Regions from separate parts of the Homo sapiens genome. Here region 2 is linked to region 1. Evidence: read pairs that join two places in POLR2A ChIA-PET (ENCODE). Cell type or tissue: MCF 10A. All regions are shown on one strand.

Evidence for each region. ChIA-PET counts read pairs that join two places held together with the same protein. Peaks named below come from ENCODE experiments on the same cell type or tissue, not always from the same donor. Only the 100,000 strongest peaks of a DNase experiment are listed, where the experiment ranks them.
Region 2: POLR2A ChIA-PET joins it to region 1 with 10 read pairs; 2 of 35 experiments call an interaction of 5 or more read pairs at or near these places.

What each region holds. Positions count from the first base shown.
Region 1 is chr3:184,763,657-184,771,656 of GRCh38, forward strand. It overlaps LINC02069 (long intergenic non-protein coding RNA 2069), which reads right to left. Exons shown (of 3, transcript NR_110043.1): 2 at 1,664-1,813. Among named protein-coding and RNA genes, the nearest start is that of LINC02069, 5.5 kb to the right of the region's middle. In MCF 10A, no CTCF peak of the experiment used is centred here; DNase peaks (open chromatin) are centred at 1,605, 2,195 and 3,085.
Region 2 is chr3:184,597,322-184,605,321 of GRCh38, forward strand. No RefSeq gene overlaps it. Among named protein-coding and RNA genes, the nearest start is that of EPHB3, 40 kb to the left of the region's middle. RefSeq lists a silencer at 440-734 and an enhancer at 6,293-7,025. In MCF 10A, no CTCF peak of the experiment used is centred here; a DNase peak (open chromatin) is centred at 3,780.

The sequences.
Region 1 (8,000 bases):
CCTGTAATCCCAGCGCTTTGGGAGGCCAAGGCAGGTGGATCATGAGGTCAAGAGATCAAGACCATCCTGGACAACATGGTGAAACTCTGTCTCTACTGAAATACAAAAAAATTAGCTGGGCGTGGTGATGCGTGCCTGTAGTCCCAGCTACTCAGGAGGCTGAGGCAGGGGAATCGCTTGAACCCAGGAGGTGGAGGTTGCAGTGAGTCGAGATCACGTCACTGCACTCCAGCCTGGTGACAAAGCGAGACTCCATCTCAAACAAAAACAAAAACAAAAACAAAAACAAAAAACAGACCTTCAGCTCAATCTTGGCAGAAGGAGCCAGTACAGAAATAGTGCTTATTTAGTGGCAAGCACTGTGCTAAACACTTTGTTAATACATTTAACTCTTAAAACAAGGCTATGAGATGGGCCCTATTAGCCACAAATACAGATGGGGAAGTGAAGGCCCAGAAGGGTTAATAACCTGCCCAAGAGCACACATGGCTGGCTATTAGTAAACCTGGGGTTTGAACCCAGACAGTCTAGTTCCGGAGTCTATGGCCACTACACCAAGGAGGGAAAGTGTGGCTAAGGATGGCCTTCAACTGGTAGAAGTCAACATCAGTCAGCCTGGTGGGCTTGAGTTTGGGGGTGTGATCAGAGTCTGGTTGGAGGGACTGTCCCAGACCAGCTCCGTGCCTCTGTCTAGAAAGTCCAGAGGCATTCAGGAAGAGTGCAACAGCCAAGCTGTGGGCTGCCGGAAGATCGTGATCCCCACACATTGTCCTGGTCTTGTGATTTGCTTTTTGGGGGAAGAAGGAACTTTGTACCAGAATACTAAGAGATACTTTAAACCTATGTTCAAGAGAATTCTCCCTACTTTGGAACTTTGGGTCTGGCTTCCTGGGATTCCCCCAACATCTCCCCTAACCACTCCAGAGCAGCCTCCAGTCGCCACCACCACCACCACCCTCAAGCCAGAAGTCATTTTTTTTTTTTTTTGAGACGGAGTCTCACTCTGTTGCCCAGGCTGGATTGCAATGGCGCGATCTTGGCTCACTGCAACCTCTGCCTCTCGGGTTCAAGGAATTCTCCTGCTTCAGCTTGCCGAGTAGCTGGGATCATAGGTGCCTGCCACCACGCCTGGCTAATTTTTTGTATTTTTAGTAGAGACAGGGTTTCACCATGTTGGCCAGGCTGGTCTCGAACCCCTGACCTCAGGTGATCTACCTGCCTTGGCCTCCCAAAGTTCTGGAATTACAGGTGTGAGCCACCGCGCCTGACCCAGAAATCATCTTAAAACATTCCCTCAACAACCCTTTACCTTGATACAACACCTCATAGTCACCAAAGCATTCTTACATCCTCAGCCCATGGGTTCCTCCTCCCCACATCAGCCCTGGAAGGCAGGCAGCTCAGAGATTATTAAACCATTTTACAGATGAGGAAAATGAGACAAGCTTAGTGATGTTTGCAAGCCACATGGTTGGTGAGTCACGTTGGCTGCACTGTTAGATTTCAAGGCAGTGAGACCAGAAGGTAGCCTCGTATGGGGAGGGGTGGGATCTGGGTTGAGGCAGCCAAGGATTTGCATGAATTGGATGAGAGATCCCAGCTCCTCTGTGTCCAGAAAGTTTCACCTTGAGTCACCTGCCTTTCCCTCCCCGGGACACCGCACCTTCCCAACAGAGCAGTGTTGAGTCAGCTCCCCTTTTTCTGCCTCTCCGAGGTACTCTCAGCCATGCCCTCCTTCTGGCTTTCGTAGGATCTGACTCAAGATCCACTTTAGGCAGGCAGTATCTGTGGAACCTTCTCGTGTAGGGCCCACCTGTAAACAAGAGGAGGTGTTTGGAAATTATTCATGAAAGAAGAACACCATGAACAGCATTTGACCTCTTCAGAGAAAAGAGATATGCAAGTTTATAGCGGTAGTGGCGATAGTAATATCCAATGACATAACAACTTCAACAATTACACTTGCATTTCTTCCAAAGAGCTTTAAGCATTTTCGAGTTTATTGGGCTATTTGATCTCATAAAAGTCCCACAAATGGGTAGTGCTGGTTATTATTATCATTTTATAGATGAGAAAACTGAGGCCCGGAAATATGTCAGTGATTGCCCAAGACCTCGCAGCGAGGGAGGAGGGAGGTAGGGCTGAGTCTGTTTCTTCACGTCTCCAGGTGTTTCGTGTGTGGGACTCCCTCTTGGTGTCTGAATTCCTGTGAAGTAAGGTGTGGACAGAGGAGGTGGCTGGTGGCAGGCTCAGAGGATTTTTCTGCACATGGTCACTGAGAGACAGTGAGTCAGGCACCCTTATTTTGAGTTCGGTTTCCTCTTTCACTTCCCCAAACAATTTCTGGAGATGGAGTTCACTTGGCACCCGTTCTCAGATGATGAGCTGGGGGTATGTGCACAGCTGCCCCTGAAGGTTTTCGTGGTAGTGGTGATCTGGAAGGGGTGGATGCTCACATTCTTATCCTGAGACTCCTCCTGTTCTCCTGGTCTACCAATCCCCTCTCCAGGAGGGGGGTCCTTGCTAGCTCTGTCTGTTACCACGGCCTCCTCACTGTTTTTCTGACCTCAGTATCTTTCCTTTTTTTTTTTTTTTTTTTTTTTTTTTGAGATGGAGTCTTGCTCTGTCTCCCAGGATGGAGTGCAGCACCGTGATCTCGGCTCACTAGAACTTCTGCCTCCTGGGTTCAAGCGATTCTCCTAGCTCAGCCTCCCGAATAGCTGGGACTACAGGTGTGTGCCACCACTCTCAGTTACCTTTTCTATTTTTAGTAGAGACAAGGTTTTGTCATGTTGGCCAGGCTGGTCTCGAACTCCTCACCTCATATGATCCACCCACCTTGGCCTCCCAAAGTGCTGGGATTACAGGCATGAGGCACCGCGTCTGGCCTGACCTCAGTATCTTTTTCATTCAATCATCTCCATGACTGACCTTCCAAAAGCTCTCCCTCCACCTCTCAGAAATTGTCAGTAGAATCTCATTACTTCTGGCCTCAGCTTGGCACTCAAGGCCCCACCCAGTCAAGTCACAAACTACCTTCCCACCCTTGGCTCCTCCCTCTCATCCTCCTCTTGAAGCTTTATCTTCAGTTAGACTGGAGGATTTGCCTAGACATGCTTTGTGTTTTCCCAACTCCACAGTTCCCTTGGCTTGGAAAGCCACTCCCACCCCTCTGCCTGCTGGATTTCTATGCAGCCTTCAAAGCCCATGACAAATGTCACCTCTCTCATGAAGCCCTCCTTGATTCCATCATTGGAAAATGAGCTTCTCCCTCCTGGGATGTCTCACAGCACCTGGCATACAGGTCTCCACACAAGCAGTTCTCTGTGTGTTGTGGCAGTGGTGTCAAGATTTGGATGTTTGTGAAACTACAAAGACTGCAGGATTCGGCAATACCACTTGTGGGCATGTGTGTGCGTGTGTGTGTCTGTACGTGTGTGTGTGTGTGCGTGTGTGTGTGTTGGTATGAGGAGTGAGCACAGCTACATAAACAATTGTATGTCAGAAAGGGATGAGACACTTACTAGGTTTAGAGTGTGTCAATCACTTCAGTTCTGCCAATGAACAGAGAGCCAGATGTCTCTCTCCAAGGATAGAGAACACTCACAATAAAGACTATAAACACACTTGGGGGAAGAAAGAATGGAGAGAGGGAGGAAATGAACAAGTATGTATGGCTCATTTACTATAGTCCAGGCGCTGCGTTGGAGAGGAAATTTCATGTGAGCAGTGTGCTCACTTAACCCTCACCGTAGCCGAGAGGTAGGAATCTGCCCCTGTTTTGTGGTTGAGTACTGCTTTGGGCCAGGTTCTCAAAACGCAGGCTCTGGGTGTGCGGGGTAACTGGGAGCACTCATGGGCTGTCGGCATGCAGGGTAACTGGGAGCACTCACGGAGCAGCCCCGCTGGGGAGTCATGAAGGCAGGCTGGCACAGGAAAGGCTGAACGGCAGCGAGGCTGGTGTGCTGAAGCTTGGGTGGCCCTTTTAAGATGTGCCCCCATTGAGGCGATGGGATCCTTGTGCCCTCTGGGAGGGGGAAACCCAGGCAAGACGGCTCCCTTCAGCCAAGGGTGGTTCCTGGGGGGGACAGCACCCACTACACGTACACTGTGGATTAGAGAAACGCGTGCCCCCGCCACATGCAGACTGTCAGCAAGTGGAAGGGGCAGGGATGGAACTCCCTTCCACTAAGGGGGCTTCACCAGATTCTCCTGTTTCAAGGAGAAATAGAGTTTGGAAACCTCTCATTTTATAAACGAGGACACTGAGGCACAAAGCAGGGTGGTTGGTGCCTTGCCTAAAGTCATACAGATTTCATGTAACAAATTGTGCTGGTTAGGTAGGGGAGGATGCAGAGCTCACAGCACAGGTGAATACCTCCATCGCAAAGGCTGAACCAAATGCCCCGTTAAATCAGGAGACCTGCCTCTTTCAGCTTTGTTTTCTGAAGAAATCCCTTCCCAGGGGTTGAAGCCCTCAGGCTGTGTCCCGAGGCCTGGTGTGGCCTTCAGTCCATCTCCAGAAGACAGCATAGGCCAGGCGCGGTGTTTCACGCCTGTAAGCCCAACACTTTGGGAGGCTGAGGAGGATCACCTGAGATCAGGAGTTCGAGACCAGCCTGGCCAACATGGTGAATCCCCGTCTGTGCTAAAAATACAAAAATTAGCTGGGCGTGTTGGCGGGTGCCTGTAATCCCAGCTATTTGGGAGGCTGAGGCAGGAGAATCGCTTGAACTCGGGAAGCGTGGGTTACAGTGAGCTAAGATCACACCACTGCACTCCAGCCTGGGCGACAAGAGCAAAACTCCATCTCAAAAAAAAAAGAAGAAGAAGAAGAAGTCAGCCTGGTCACTCTTTGCCCATTGTGCACTGTCAGCTATGAGCGGAAGTCTGCACCTAGAAAGCTCCCAGGAAAAGAATGCTCTTCCCTCTTTCTGAAAGATTTCAGGTAGTTCTGGTATCAAATAATAGCAATGAGAAAGGCAGGTGTGGACTCTTTTGTTACTGATATTTTCTGTTACTGTCTGATTCTTAGTCACATTTTGCTTTTATTTTTATTTTTTTGAGAAGGAGTCTCGCTCTATTGCCCAGGCTGGAGTGCAGTGGTGTTATCTTGGCTCACGGCAACCTCCACCTCCCGGGTTCAAGTGATTCTCCTGCCTCAGCCTCTTGAGTAGCTGGGACTACAGGCACCTGCCATCACATCCAGCTGATTTTTGTATTTTTAGTAGAGACGGGGTTTCACCATGTTGGCCAGGCTGGTCTCGAACTTCTGACCTCAAATGATCTGCCCATCTTGGCCTCCCAGAGTGCTGGGATTACAGGCATAAGCCACCGCGTCCGGCTCTTACTTGTACTTTGGAAACATTGGTAGTGGGATCCAAGTGTGATCTTTAAAATAGTTAACAATCAGGTAAACCCCCAGGACACCGGCGTGGATGCTGGCAGTATGCTGCACCAGCGCATGCCCACTGAACATTACACCTGCTGGGCCCTAGAGGACAAGGTTGTGGTTCTCCCTGAGTGCCGCATGCTGGGGAAGAACCCTGGGAAGGGATTTCTTCAGAAAACAAAGCTGAGAGAGGCAGATCTCTTGATTTAACGGGGCATTTGGTTCAGCCTTTGCGATGGAGGTATTCATCTGTGCTGTGAGCTCTGCATCCTCCCATACCTAGCCAGCACAATTTGTTACATGAAATCTGTATGACTTTAGGCAAGGCACCAACTACCCTGCTTTGTGCCTCAGTGTCCTCGTTTATAAAATGAGAGGTTTCCAAACTCTATTTCTCCTTGAAACAGGAGAATCTGGTGAAGCCCCCTTAGTGGAAGGGAGGCAAGTGGGCCGGGCGCAGGGCCCCCTCCCCTGCTTTAGCTGGAGCGGCTCTCTTGTATTTGTTTATGCCTCCATACGGTTTCACTTAAACCCAGCATTCCTCAACTAAAAACAAAGCTTGGGAAGCGCCGAGCTGCATGTGGTATCTGAGGGCCCCTACTCACGGCTCTGCCATGCTGAGCTGTGATTAGGCGAATGCGTGAGTGAACGAATGAATGAATGAACAGACTCTGTGTTCCTAGCTAACAGAGGCTGGTTCCTGGTCACACCTGTTCTTGGGACAGATGGCCAGCAGTCTTGGGTAGTTCAGAAATCTACACAGGGCTAGACTGGACGCTCTCCCGACATCCCATCAAGTGTAGGGTTCTGTCTGTCTCCGCTGTCGCCACTGACAAGGCCTCCTCCCTTTGGGCATCTCGGATGCCACCAGGTATGAAGTGGAAAGTCATCAGCGGCGAGTCGCCCTGTGTTTGTCTTCTTCGGCTCTCCCGATGTGTTGACTCAGCTGAAAAAAGATACTGACAACAGCACCCCGAGTCACCGGCAGGCTTGGCAGAAGATTCACTGGGTTTTCTCGGTGTGTGTCCCGGGGTGTGGCACCAGGTCTGGCTCACGTCAGTTTTCTTCCATCACAGGGAAAGGGCTTCCAGTTTTGGCCTTGTCCTCCCTCCCACCACCCCTACTTCCTCCCTTCCTTGCCTCCTTCCTTTCCTTCCTCTAAGGCAGTGGTTCTCAACCTTGGCTGCACGTTGAAATTGCCCAGGGAGACTTAAAAATTACTGATGCCCAAAGATTCTGATTTCATGGTTCGAGGTATGGCCTAGGAAATAGAGTTTTTTTAAAGTTCCCTAGGTGATTCTAATACGCAGCCAAGGTGGGGAACCACTGGTCTGAGGACACGGAGTAGGGATCCTAATTTTAGCCTCAACCGTTTCCTAGTCTGCTGGGTTTGGAAAAGTGTGGGGCACAAATGTCTACTGGCAGTGGATGGAAGGAAAGGGAAGTAGAGAGAAACATACCTCACCCCCCATCCCACCTCACTACCCTGCGAGACTCAGGGAGGTCAGTCCTCTAGGGTGTCCAGTTGACAGCATATGACAGAGTGGAGAGGACACCCCAGGACACAGGGAGGCTCCTGTGTGCTGAGGGCATGAGGCCAACAGCCCTGTTCTGGAGCCTCAGGCACTGCAGTTTTGGGGTCTTCAAAAGGCAACGCCCTGGGTATGGGTGGCAGCGTTCCCACAGGGCAGGCCAGCAAACGAGGTGACCCTGGAGTGACTGTGGCAGCACGACATCAGCGCAGAGCCGCGTGGGGAGAGGGACTCTCGCTGACAGTCCTGTTCACGAACACACGCGGGGCACTCCCAAGAGGTCCTCCAAGTCAGAGTAAGCCTACAGCAGACAGAAACAAGCACAGTGAATTCTGGTCATTTCACCGATGGGAGCCCATCTGGACCTATGGATGGTGAGGTCTGGGGTCACAGATACAAGCCACAGTCATGAAACAGTCTGGTGGTGGCAGCGGTGCAGTAAGGTCCAGCAGACGTTTGCCAGCCTCCTCCGATGTTGCCTCCTCGTTGGGTCAGCCGCCCTGAACAGTTTTCATTCCATATGTTCACCAGGCAGTCAGGGTCTTCTTGACGCTAGGCTTTTCTGCATGCATGTTCTCAATGTGGAGTATTTGCTTTACTTCCTGTGCAAGTTTTCTCCCTTTTTGAAAAAATCACATTCTCTCCTAAATTAGAAAACCTCTTTAATTGTTAGCAGGAGCTGGGGTTCTGTTCCTTGCATGGACAATATCATTAAACATCGGAAAATAAACAAACTGGAAAAGCTTAAGACATTTTCAAACTCTTTGCTTCCCAGAGGGCGTCTGGGGCCCCGGGTGGGACAAGGTTCTGCTGGCCTGGGTTTATACTGTGTTGATAACTTGACCCCTCCAGCTGTGAGAAGCCACACTGACAGCAGGGTTGTTTTTCCTAAACTTCCCAGGACTGCAAACTTGTCTTGGGAGGCATAGGCACTGATTTGCACGGAGGTCTCCAGCGACTGCGCTGAGCTTCCTCCGGGGCGGAGCGCACGCTGGGAGGGGGCCGGTGGCTGTGGTGGCTGACGGCTGCTGTAAACCATCGCTGTCCTCCAGCATGACTACACAGGGCTGGGGAGG
Region 2 (8,000 bases), 170 kb before region 1:
TGCCCCAGGGCTCTGAGGAGCCCAGTCAGGCCAGCTGGAAAGGTCCAGAGAGACCATTTCTCTGACAGTGGCATCCCCACTCCTCTCCCAGGGGCAGAAAGCCCCTCTCCAACCCCCATGACAGATGGCACCCAGACTCTGCTTGGCCACTCCCGGGGATGGGTACTCATGACCTCCCAAGGCAGCCCCCTCTTGCTGGGGTAGCTGGGATGATTGAAGAGTTCAAAGTGGAGACTCCAACAAGCATTTATTGCTGGTCCCTCTGTGGGAGTGAAGAGGGGGTCAGGGAGCATAGCTGTGGATGTCTCCATGAGGGAGGGGGTGGGGCAGGGCTGCCTGTTTGGGGTGAGGCCCAGGATCCTGGGGAAAAGGCCCAGGCCTAGGAAGCCAGGGATGGGATTTGAGTCTCTGCTCTGCCATTAACTCATCGTGTGGCCTTGAGGGAGTCCCTCCTCTCCCTGGGCCTCAGTTTCCACAAGTGTAAACTTTGGGGGCTGGGCTCGGGGACTTCTCAGGGCCCTGCCCCTGGCAACGGATGCTCTTCCGTGAGTCTATGAATAGCTGGCACAGAGGGATCGGGCCTTGGTCCACAGGGCTGGGCTGGCTTGAGAGTGCTCAGAGAATGAGCCCTGTGTGGGACAGGACAAGGTTCCCTTTCATTTCAAGAGGTCTTGGCAGCCGCCCAGGGCCCGCAGGCTCTCCCTCCTGCCAAGGTCAACCTGACCCTGACCTGGGGGGCATCACTGCCTGGGGCGGTTGGGGTCAGGCGCTGGCAACTTGGTTGAGAAGGAGCCCAGCACAGACGTTGACTCCCGTCCTCTGGGCTGGGGTCGGGGTCTGAGCAACATCAGCTCTGTGTGCCTTGTGTTTCTGACAGTGACCCAGAGCTCTTTCCCCCACCCCACTTTGGTGGTCCCTTGGAAAGACCCCCACTGGCCTTGGCATCAGGCACGTCTGGTATGGAATCCAGACCTGCCACTTACAGGCCAAATGACCTTGGGCAAGTCCTTGCCCCTCCTCATCTGGAAGTCAGTGACCGTAATTTCTACCTTGCATAGTTGCTGGGAAGATAAGGCCCACGAGCAAGCATCATGCGCGCAGCACACACTCCACGAAGAGTGGCTGCGATGATCATGACCAGACGCCCAGCTAAGCAGGGAAGGTGACAAGGAACTAGCCGGGACTCGGCTCTTCCTGCTGCCTCAGCCCTCTGTCTCTTGGTCTGTTTGTCCATCAGGGCATTGGGGGGTTCCAATTCTCAGGCTCTAAAATCTGCACAATTTAAAGTAGTCAAAACAAACTCCACTCACTCTATTTATGCTGAGAGGGAACAAGCTCCTGGCCGGGCCTAATGGGTTCCAGGTGTGCTCTGTGCCCTGCAGCGGCTGAACCGGCAGCAGTGGTGGTGGCTGTGACTGTGCCTGGCTGGCTGAGAAGACCCAGCTAGGCCAGTCCTCTCTAGCCCAGACCTCCAGCCTATGAAAACTGTAGAGCTGGAGCAGGCCCTACCCAGTATGGTGGGACAGATGTTAGCCTTGTGCTCAGAGGGCCTTGGGTTCAAAATCAGGAGGCGTTGTCCGCACGCCCAGCAGCACACACGGGGGGCTCCCAGACTCTCCTGCCTTTATCGCAACAGGTTCTGGGGCTGCCCAGACATTTTTCACAGATCTGTAAAACTCCCTTTCACAAGAGGTCGGCTGTGGAAGTGACCTCCCAGAGAGGCTCGGGAACCAGGTGGGAGCCCAGAGGGCATGAATGAGGTTTCTTTTATTACCATTATATATTAATTATCCTGTTATATAATCAGAGTGTCAGCTGTCATTTATTAATGGCCAGCCATGGGCCAGGTACTGTATTTGGTGCTTTCTATCCAGGATTCATTGAATGCTTACAGCCACACATGGAGATGACAGGCTAATGTCATCTCAAAGAACACAAAGGAACAGGAGGCTCAGGGATACCAGGAGCCTTGCCTGAGGTCACACAGTCAGGAACTGGCTGGAGTGGGACTTAGGCCCAAGGCTGTTTGATTCCCACGCTAAGGTCTGCTCACCATACTGGGCAGGCCTGTCTCAAGGGCCAGAGAGAGTGCATGTGTGTCAGTGTGAGGGTGGATGGGAGGATCTGGTTGGAAGCAGAGCAGGGAGTAATTTTTCCTTGAGTGACAATGCCAAATACCCATAAGGTGAGCGCACGACACCTTCCCCCATTCTAGCTGCACCCCCTCCCAGCACCCAGTCCTCCTAGTCCCAAGCCTGGGCCCTGTTCTGCTACCTGGGTGAACAACCTCTCCCTCGGCCTCCTTACCACCTCTGGACCAGGCCAGCCCAAACTCTGCCCCAGGAAATGGAGGGGACTGTTGGCATTGAGGCCACCATCAGATCACCCCACTTTCGCCCATATCAGCTGGGCCCTCCAGGACAGACTGGGCAGTCCACCGTTGGGGGAAGGCTGAAGATCCACTATGGAATCACAGATGGCGTGTGGGCACGATTGCAAGTGGGGTGCCTTGGCCCCATTCTTTGGGTAATTATTAGTAATAGTAATGTTTAGCCTCTGTAGTCTCAATAATCATCCCATACACACAGTGTCCTTACTGATGTAACTTCTCAAAGCACTGGGTACTTTCCTTCACACTGCTTACCAATTTGTTATTAGACACTTACACACATATTTTCTTGGTTAATTCTGCCCTCTCCCAGGGCTGCAAGCTCGAAAAGGACAGTTGGCTTTCAGCTGTATCCCCAGTGCCTGGCACAGTGTTGACACATAGTACAGGCCCCTGATAAATTGTGTTGAATGCACTTATGGATAAATGAGTGTAATGGAGTCAGCAGGAAGCTAAGAAGAGGTAGACAGGACTACGAAGCGGGAGGAATATGAGGATGAAGCTTCAGGAGTCTGTGGATGGAGCCGGGCTGGTAGGGCATATCCAATAGGGACAGGGAGGAGGGACACTGCACTCTTGGTGGCCCCTGGGAAGCCAGGTATGGTTCTGGCATGAAGGAGCTAAGCTGTAAGGCCCCTTCACCTGCCTGGAGCTGAACCGTGGCCTCCTGCAGGTCAGGAATCAGAGGAAGCCTGTGGATGAAGCCCTCTCTTGTATCTCCAGACTTTTGCAACCCAGAAGAGCCACCACCCCAGGAGACTTTTGCAACCCAGAAGAGCACTTTCTCCCCTCCCACCAATACTCTCAAGAGGGGATTCTGGAAGGACCTCAGTATTTAGGCCATTTTAGCGAGGAGGCCGTGGAGAAGGGACCTGATTACTCAGGTTGCAGAATGGAATGCTCCTCAGCCTGCATCCCCTTTCCCTCCTGTCTCTAGAGTTGTTCAGTGCATGACCCTCTCTCAACCAATCTCTACTCCTTAGCCCAGTGTTCTTGGGATGGTGGAAAGGGAAGGCGTTTTGGAGTCAGAAAGATCTGGGTTCAAAACCAGCTCTTCCACTTTCTACCTGAGAGACCCTGGGCACACTTAGCTTCTCTAAGCCTCAGTTTCCACATCTCTAGAATGGAGAAGATAGTGCCCACTTTGCAGTGTGGCAGCTATCCCAGTGCCCGGCACCACACAGGCACTCACTGATCACCTGACCTCTCATTCCTGCTCTCACCAACTGGCTGTGTGACTTTGGGCAGGACTCATTACCTCTCCCTGTCTCAGCTTCCTCATCTCAAAGACAGGGTTGGATCCCACAGTCTTGAAGGCCCCTTCTAGCTCTGACTTGCTCGGTTCTATTCTGAGCAGGGAGCCCCACCTCTGGGGAGGGGGAATACGAACATTCTTTCAGCACAGATTCAACCCAGGCACATGCTTGCCCAGCCCCATCCCTCACATTTAGCCTGTAGCTATTGCCACATGGGCCGCACCCTTGGCACTGCCCTGCTCCCCCCACCCCCGCCTCACTCGCCAGGGCCACAGGTGGGTGGGTTGTTCTTGTGGAACTGAAGGAGCCTGAGAGGACAGACGAAGAGGGTGGGAGAGAAGAGGAAAGAGTGGAGGGGCTGCGGGGGTAGCCAGGTGGGAAGGGCGGGGCTTTGAGCCTGGTAGAATGCTAGCTCTGTCACTTTCTAGCGGTGTATGTCCTTGGGCAAGCGGCTTTAACCTCTTAGAAACCTGTTTCCTCGTTTATGAGCTAATAATAATAACAATTTTTTAAAAACCCATTAGATCGCAGTGAGGATTAAATGAAAGAATATCTGTCAAGTGCCTGGCACTGTAGCGTTCTGTTCTGGGGTGGGGGGAGGCAGGCACCTACACCCTTCCCTCGACCCGGGTAGGGGGAAGTTCCACGAAGGCCCGTGGGGGCGCCTTGGCCACCTTCCCGCAGGCGAACCCGAGCCAGAGAGGCCCACAGTCCTCGCCGCAGCCGGAGCCACCTCCCGAGGGCTGTCGGTCTGGGGTCCTTGGCCCGGGAGCCCCAGCCCGCAGAGCAAGGGGAAGGCTGCGGCCCGAGCCGGCCCCCGACCCACCCGCCCCGCCTCGGCCTCGTACAAGCACCTTTGATCTGCAACCTTCAGGGGGATTAAGAGCCTGAGAGCCCCCCTCCCCGGGGTACCCCGCTCCCCAACGCCCTCCCTCCGGGCTGACCTCCCAGTCTGCCGCCCGGGCCGGGGGCCGGCTCCGCCGCCGGTGGTCCCCGCCGCTCCTGGCGGCCGCACCTCCGGGCAGGCCACTTGGATTACAGGGGCAGCAGCCGCGGCTGGCGGCTTCGGGGAGCCCCGGGGCTGGGGCCCGCGGGCGGGGCGGGAGGGGAGGCTGGGGGCGGCGGGCCCCTCCTGGCCATTTTGGCCGGGGAATCTGTGTAAAGTGTTTAAAAAGAAAAACTCTCCGGAGGAGGACGTAACCTTTTCTTAACATCTGGGGCTCAATTAGCTAATGACAGCAAAGCCTTCTCCGGTGTCGCTGACCCCTGGGCGGCAGCCCAGCTCCCCCACCCCCGGTATTTATACAGCTGCGGCCCCTCGCTGGGACGGGGGGCAGGGGGCTTGACTGGGTTATCTCTGCGGAGATCCGCCGCCCACCCCAAAAAGGAGAAAGAAAAGGCTTAGCACACGGTCCCACCCACCGCCCCTCGATCCTCCTTGTTGCCCCTCGGTCCTCCTCGTCGCCCCTCACTCTTTCCCTCTCTCCAGCTCTTGGCGCTGCCTCTGCTTTCCTGCCCCTGGGCTTCTCTCCTCTCCCTCTCCCCCATTTTCTACTCTTCCTCCTTTCTGCTCCTCTCCACTTCTCTTTTTTACCTCTCCCTCTCCCCTTTCTCCCGTTTCTTCTTCATCTCTGTTTTGTCTCTTGTTCCTGCCCAGCTTTCTCACTCCTCCCTCTCTCTCCCCCTGCTCTCCTCCCCTTCTTGCCCACCACCCCCTTGCCTGCCTGTCTCTCTTTTCGCCCCTCTTTCTCTGTCTTTTCTCTCTCCCTGGCGGCCTCCCCTCTCTTTCTGACTCTCTGAATAGCTCCCTTGTTCCCTCTCTGTGTTCCTGTCTATCCCTCTCATTCTAGTGCTTCCTCCCCACCTTTGTCTCTCCCTGTCTCAACCTCTGAATGCCTGTCTGTCCTCCCAGAGGTGTGTCCTACCCTGGCTGCCAGGCAAATACCCCCAGGGGAGCAGACCTATTGCTGGGCCACCTCCGGACCAAGCATCCTTTCCCGCTGAGTTGGGCAGGCCTGTGGCTGGGCACTGCAGGGCTGACTCCGGATCCTGGGTGTGGGAGGTGTGGGAGAGCTGTGTTTAAGGCTCTCCATGGCTAGAGCCAGAGGAGATCCCCAGGGGCTTCCCTAGAACCCTCCACTCCAGCTGGTGGAACCTCGCCTTCCCTGGAGGCTCCTTCCCTGCCACTCCACCCATCCCCAACTCCCCCAACACCCCGTGCCTGGTATTTTGAAGCCCGGCACAAGTGCAGAGACACACTTTCCTCTTTATCCTCCCTGAGCGCAGTTAGAACAGGCTGGAGTCCCTTAAAAAAATTCACCAATATTAAGAAAAAAGTGATAAGCTCAGAAACTATAAATAGCACAAAATAGTCATGTCCAAGGGCAGCGCAGAGCAGCAAAGAGCACACAGTTTGGAATGAAAGGAGCTGGATTCAACTACTAACTCCATGGTTTAAACAGTTCTGCCATCTCCAGGGAGTCATTTGAGCCTCAGTTCTGTCATCTATAAAATGGGCATAATAATCGTTATTAAACAATATTGAAACATTGTGTTCTTTCATTAAGGCATTTACTTTTTGTTTTCCTGGGGAAAATCTTGGACTCTGATTTTTCCAGGATACAGCTGTGTTCCAAAATTCTACCTCCTTCTCCTCCAAATACACTTGAAGCTCTCGCACCATTGCTGACCCCTCTTATCTAAGGGTGAAGGCTTTTCGCAGAAAAACGCAAACATAGGCAACATTTGCAAACAATGGGTTGAGGGGGAAGGCGATCCTAGAGCTCCTGAAACCTTTGGTTGATGCTGGGTGGGACCCTGGGCTCACTGCGGCGGGTGCTTTGTGAATCCTCACAACAACCAAACGAAAAGGGTCCTGACGTCCTGTTTTACACTTGGGGAAACGGGGAAGCAATTGTCCAAGGACCACAAAGCGGACTAGGAACCCAGGGTCTCGCCTCTAGAGCTTTGGGGAAGTGGGGGTTTCTCCCAGCGGGTAAGGGGTAGAAGCAAGGTAGGTGGCTTGGAAACGTTCAGTAGTCGGACCTGGGCCACGGAGGGCACAGCGGCCACTCTTTCTGAGAGGCAGAGGTCGGTGGGCTCCACCCTCCCACTCCGAGCCGGCCTGACCCTCGGTGCAGGCGGAAGGGGGGCCGCGGGGAGCGGAGGACGGTGCCGAGGCCTCGCTGCTGCTGCAGCGCCCCCGCCCCGCGTCGCCTCCCAGCCCTGGCTCCCAGTGCTCCGGGCTTGCTGACGGTACAGGGTGGACAGCCCCGAGACATTTTCATCAGATCTCGTCTCCCGCAGCCCAGCGCTGCTGCCGGGGGTCGGACAGGGCCGATCCCAGCACCCCTCCCCCGAGCCCTGGCTGGGCGAGAAACCGAGATGGTGGCTGCAGAAACCGGAGCCCCCGCGCCGGGGCGACCGCGAGGGGCCGAGGCCTTTGAGAGCGCTGCCGCCCCTTGCCAAGGTCAATCAAACCCTCCCACGCTCCGGAGGCGCGCGCTGCGTGCTCTAGGCAGCGGGGATTGGGGCCGGAGGGGCGCGTCCCGGCGGGGCCGGGCGAGGGTGGGTGGGGGGTCTGGCCTGGGGGGCGCCTCCCGCCCCCTCTTGGGGAAGGTGCTCGGAGACTCCCGGGCCCTGGGCGGAGAGTGTGGGGAGGCTGGGCTAAAGGCAGAGACCCAGGCCGAGGGCTCTGACCCACCCAAGAGGAAATAGCTACTAATTAGGGACGGGACGTTTTTATGCTAATATGCACCTGGCTGGGCTTTTCTGGAGGCTGAGAAAGTGTGGAGTGGAAGGGAAGAAGTTCCGGAGAGCGGGAAACTTCCGGAAGCACTTGATTCCTGGATAAAAGACAACTCTTGCTCTCCTGCTCACCCGCTGTGTGGCCTTGGGGAAGTTACTTAGGGACGTGTAGGAGCTTCAGTTTCCTCCTCTGAAAAAGAGAGAACACGGTCAAGTTTCTTCCCAAGCTCAGTCACTCTGTCAGCAAAAAGATGGAAAGCCAGCCCTCGGGTGGCTCTTGGAGGATGGAAAGGGGACAGAATTGTGGGAGGTGTGCGTCGCGGGACAGAGTCCTAGGAGAGCCGGGTGCACACTGTCAAGGGCCTGCGACTGTCTTCACTGTTGCCCAGAGGTGGAGAGTGGGCAGTAGAGGGAGGTCGAACAGAGGTCCTCCGATTGTTGGACGGAGTGTCAGGAGGTGCTCCGCTGTAAAAGAAAATGGGAGGTGGATGGGGAGTAGTGTAGAGGAGTGGGTATTCTATGGTGGGACCGACTTGAGCTTAATCATAGAGTTGGGGTGGAGGGGAGGGTGGGTTGAAGATGCCAAGGAGAGAAAAGGGAGATGACTG